Linked DNA regions of Homo sapiens: region 2 is linked to region 1. A link is an interaction called in ENCODE POLR2A ChIA-PET data of the cell type or tissue named here. Cell type or tissue: CD4-positive, alpha-beta T cell. All regions are shown on one strand.

What was found. Peaks named below come from ENCODE experiments on the same cell type or tissue, not always from the same donor. Only the 100,000 strongest peaks of a DNase experiment are listed, where the experiment ranks them.
Region 2: POLR2A ChIA-PET joins it to region 1 with 20 read pairs; 20 of 35 experiments call an interaction of 5 or more read pairs at or near these places.

The regions. Positions count from the first base shown.
Region 1 is chr22:36,450,676-36,453,175 of GRCh38, reverse strand. All of the region lies in intron 1 of LOC124905111 (a long non-coding RNA gene), which reads left to right. Among named protein-coding and RNA genes, the nearest start is that of TXN2, 30 kb to the left of the region's middle. RefSeq lists enhancers at 662-1,165, 1,187-1,386, 1,166-1,670. In CD4-positive, alpha-beta T cell, a CTCF peak has its summit at 1,314 (motif pointing left); DNase peaks (open chromatin) are centred at 763 and 1,275; H3K27ac peaks cover 2,126 bases.
Region 2 is chr22:36,330,155-36,332,654 of GRCh38, reverse strand. All of the region lies in intron 3 of MYH9 (myosin heavy chain 9), which reads left to right. Among named protein-coding and RNA genes, the nearest start is that of MIR6819, 44 kb to the right of the region's middle. RefSeq lists enhancers at 335-574, 795-854, 895-944, 488-1,117, 419-1,618 and 1 more. In CD4-positive, alpha-beta T cell, no CTCF peak of the experiment used is centred here; DNase peaks (open chromatin) are centred at 304, 614, 1,024, 1,744 and 1 weaker place; H3K4me3 peaks cover 1,960 bases; H3K27ac peaks cover 2,500 bases.

The DNA.
Region 1 (2,500 bases):
CAATCATGGCTCACTGCAGCCTTGACCTCCTAGGCTTAAGCAATCCTCCCACCTCAGCCTCCCGAGTAGCTGGGACCACAGGCATGGGTTACCACACCTGGCTAATTTTTGTATTTTTTGTAGAGACGGGGTTTTGCCATGTTGCCCAGGCTGATCTCAAACTCTTTGGCTCAAGCGATCCACCTGCCTCAGCCTCCCAAAGTGCTGGGATTATAGACTTCAGCCACTCGCCAGGCGAATGTTTCTTCTCATGTGGCATGTGCTGTGGAAGACCTACACGGTACCAACAGAGTTTTTGCCTTTTGCCTGGAAGAACCCCCCCTACCCCACTCAGCCCTGCTCTAGACCTCTGCTTGGTGACCCTGTCACCAGCCTCTTAGATGCCTGTACAGTGTCATCAGCTCCGAAGGTCCCCCTTGCATGTGCCTTTATTGGGGCTGTTATCACCCTGGGGTGGGGATTTGCACACCTGGCTCCCACATTTGACCACTTTCCTTGGGGAAAGTGGACTTATTCTGGTGGTCTGATGTCCCCAGTGGCTTGTGAGGTACACAGCACCTAGTAGGTGCACAGCAAGCCTCTGCTCCAGGACCCCATCCCCATGAATCCATGGCTCAGTCACACATTTTCTTGATTCATCCATTAAATCAGAGGGGCCAACTTCCCCTCCCTCTGCCAGACCCTGATACAGACCAATTGATTCAGAGGGTAAAGGGGTCGTCCTGCCTGGCTCCTCAGGGTTGCAGAAGATATGACTGGCAGAGAAAGTGACTTTTTTTTTTTTTGAGACAGAGTCTACCTCTGCCTCCCACGCCGCAGTGCAATGGCTCAATCTTGGCTCACTGCAACCTCCGCTTCCCAGGTTCAAGCAATTCTCCTGCTTCAGCCTCCTGAGTAGCTGGGACTACAGGCACGTGCCACCACACCTGGCTAATTTTTGTATTTTTAGTAGAGACGGGGTTTCACCTGTTGGCCAGGCTGGTCTCAAACTCCTGACCTCAGGTGATCTGCCTGCCTCGGGGCCTCCCGAAGTGCTGGGATTATAGACCTGAGCCACCGCGCCTGGCCAGAAGTGATATTTGAACAGGACCTCCTTGGGTGAAGGAAGTGTTGGGCATCAGGCCGAGAGAGGCGGAGTTTGAAATAACTGAAGAGGTGTGAACATGGGCAGCTGCTGGGGTGGGGCCCCCCCGAGGGTGTGTCCCCAGTGTGTGGTCGGAAGTGCGGGCCAGGAGCTGAGGAAGGCAGTGAGCTCCGCAGGACGGAAGGGCCTTGTGTGCTGGTTCACTTCCCCCTGTTGGGGAACAAAGGCTTACGACGCATGAGCCAAGACAGTGAGTGACATTTCAAGGTTTTGTGACTGTGACCCAGAGTAAGAAATACATTACATCACAACCTGGCAGAGCGTGCAACATGGAAACAAGAGTTTCATGAGACAGTTTGCTTTTTTTGTTTTTTCTTTTTTAAAGAGACAGGATCTCACTCTCACCCAGGCTGGAGTTCAGTGGTGCCTCAACCTCCTGGGCTCCAGTGATTCTCCTGCCTCAGCCTCTCAAGTAGCTCTGGTTGCAGGCACCAGCCACTGCACCAGGCCATTTTGACCATTTTATTTTATTGTATTTATTTTGTTTTTCAGAGTTGGGGCCTTGCTCTGTCACCCAGGCTGCCGTACCATGGCACGATCATGGCTCACTGCAGCCTTGAACTCCTGGGCGCAAGCAATCCTCCCGCCTCAGCCTCTGGAGTAGCTAGGACTATAGGCACACACCACCATACCCGGCTAATTTTTTCTTTCTTTCTTTTTTTTTTTTTTTTTGTAGGAATGGGGCCTCACTGTGTTGCCTAGGCTGATTTTAACTCCTAGCCTCAAGCAGTCCTCCTGCCTTGGCCTCCTAAAATGCTGGGATTAGAGGCATGAGCCACCACACAGCCAAGACAGTTTGCTATTACTACCCAGGATGTGCTCTGAGATTTTCCCTTCTATTTTATCATCGTCATTATTAAATCCTTATTTGCGGCCAGGCACGGTGGCTCACGCCTATAATCCCAGCAGTTTGGGAGGCCGAAGTGGGCAGATTGCCAGAGCTCAGGAGTTCAAGACCAGCCTGGGCAACATGGTGAAACCCCGTCTGTACTAAAATACAAAATATTAGCCAGGCATGGCGGAGTACACCTGTAGTCACAGTTACTTGGGAGGCTGAGGCAGGAGAATTGCTTGATCCCAGGAGGTGGAGGTTGCAGTGAGCCAAGATCACACCACTGCACTCCAGCCTGGGTGACAGAGTGAGACTCCATCTCAAAAAAAAATTCTGATTTACTCAGAGTACCGACTTAATTAATTTCAAGATCCACCAGTGGGTCATGACTTACAATTTTTTGGTTTTTGGTTTTTGGTATTTTTTTGAATAGAGACGAGTTCTCCTATGTTGCCCAGGCTGGTCTTGAACTCCTGGGCTCAAATGATCTTCACGACTCAGCCTCCCATAGTGCTGGGATTACA
Region 2 (2,500 bases), 120 kb after region 1:
CAGAGTGTCTGGAGGGGGAGGGCTACCCATTCTCTGCCTCCTATAAGTGGGGACTTGGGTCTCAGCAGGTTCAAACCAGGTTCCACCTGGGAGATCACAGGGGCTATGGGGCAGAGGCACTGGGCCGAGTCGAACTGGCTTCTGGTGTGGATGCTGCTGAGCAGGCATGTCCCTTGGTCTGGGCCTACCGTGGTGGCCTGGAGGGCACACTCGCCCATGACCACATTGTGTGCCTGGGAGCGACGGAAGGGGCTTCCTCCTTTGCTGGCAGATTGCTAGGCAGGCAGGCTGCCAGGAAGCTCCACCCCACTCGGCACAGATCTGCAGCCTCTGCTAATATGAAGCATCATTTTGCACTTGCTTTTCTTCACCTCTCTGTTTGCCTCCCAAAGACTTGTAACCCAAGCTTGTGAATTGAGCTGGCTGTGGAGAAGCAGAGCTTCTCGTCATGAGAGTGTCGCGGCCCTTTCTTTGCAGCACTGAGGCAGGCCTGCGGGAGGTGCCGAGTGCTGTGCTCATAGGGGTGTTCGATGGAGGGGAGTCCTGGGGTGCGTGAGGTTTCCAGAGACCTGAGTTCTCAGCCCCATTTGTGCAACTCTGATCAAGCCATCCTGGCAACGCAGGGCAGGGCTCACAGTGCCAACACATATAGCAAGCCACCCCCCAGGGGCCACTCTGGAGTTTCCCTGAAAGCAGAAGACTCCCTGGTGGTGGAAAGTTTTGGTCCCATTTGTCTCAGATTATCCCATCAGTCTCACCCAACGTGGGCATGTTGTCCAACCTGAAACTGCCCTTTTTCCTGTTTTTCTTTCTTGGCCCATACCCATTTCTCAAGAAGCCCAGTGGAGCCGAAGATGGGGTCCTGCAGGGACCTCTCCCAGGTGGAGCCCGAGAGAGCTGCTCCATGCTGGAACCTCGGGAGGTGTGATCTTGGGAGCTGGGTGATGAGTCAGTCCCAGCAGTGGCTGCTGGTGAAGCAGGCCCCTTCCTCTGTACTTCCTGTTGGGCTGATGTCACCGCTCTGCGAGCCTCGTGGCCTTTTATGGACAAGAGTGAGCTGCAGCTCCTCTCACAGAGGAAGTGAGGCTTAAGCCCCCAGCAGAAGTCTGCACCTGGGATGAAATACCTGCGGTCAGGTTCCCCTTCCTCCCTCCTGGGCCCAGCCTGCTGAGCTGGCTGGAAACACCTGTCCACAGGTAGATGGCCACATCAGCTCAGATGCCCTCACTGCATGGGCTTGGCCTCAGGACATTTTCGGTTGAAAATGAAATCCAGGGAGAAAATGGCCTGGTTCCTGAATTTGTAACTTTTATGAAAGACTTTCTCGTGGCGGTGCCAGGGAATTGCTCAGTTGGGAGCTCCGAGACAGCAGGCGGGTGAGGACGGCATGTCTGGGCATCTGCCTCACACCGTGTACGACAGGAACACCATTTCCTTCCATCCTCAGAGCAGTCCCTTCATTCCCAGAGAGGTCAAGGGGCCAGGCATTGCGTGGGGAAGAGCGGAACCCAGGGCCACAGCGCTCTCGGCTGTGGCTTCCTCCTTTGCAGAACTGCTCCAGACACATGGACTAGTGGTTGTCAAACTGTGCTCTGAGGAACCCTGTCTCCACCACCCACTGTCCCTTGCTCAGGAATTTGGGAAGATTTTATCTGAGGAAGGACTGCCGCTGCTTTTTGAAAAGTCTGAAAACTACTGCAGAGTGACTCATAACCCCATCTCTACCCCACCCTCACCAAGAGAGGGGCTGGGGCAGTGGGTTCAGGCGCCTACCACGGCTAGACTTTCATCTGGCAGGGGGCTCGTGTCCCAGAAGAGGCTTGTCCCTGGCGGCCTCCTCCCGTTTAGAGGAAGGAAGGGCGTTTTCAAATAAGCCTTCAGTCCTTACAGGCCAAATAAGGACTCGAGCCAAAACAAGCAGATTGGGCCGGACTCTGAATGTGCTCATCCTGTGAGATGACAGTGCGGGGAAGGGTTGATGGGGTGGGCGCCAATGGCAGTCTCCACTAGAATGCATAGGGTGGGGAGGTGGGCTGCAGAGTAAACTGAGTAGGCCAAAGAGCCCACTGGTTGCTAAGAATTCTAACCACCCCACTGCCCAGAAGAGATGCCTCTGAGATCAGGAACAAATCCAGAAGAACCGCTGTGTGGAAAGATGGCAAAACAATGATGATAATACCTGCTTTGTACATTACAATACAATACCTTGTAAGGTTATTGGAGGCCACACAAGATAACAGACCAAAACCCTTCCTGAGCATTGGAAAGACCTTTTCGGTTGCATGGGGCCATGGTACGATTCGTGGTGCATCCGGCCGGTGGATTTAGGATACTAAGCAGTGCGGTAAGAGATGCAATGAGGAGGCCTCCCAGCAGTTTGCCTTTCAGAAAGCATTTGTCCAGATGAATGTTCCTGGCAGAACAAATCCAGATTTCTTTAAGGTATGGTTAGGCTGTGTTGACAGTGGTAAATTGGCTTCAGGAATTGGACGGGGAAGGC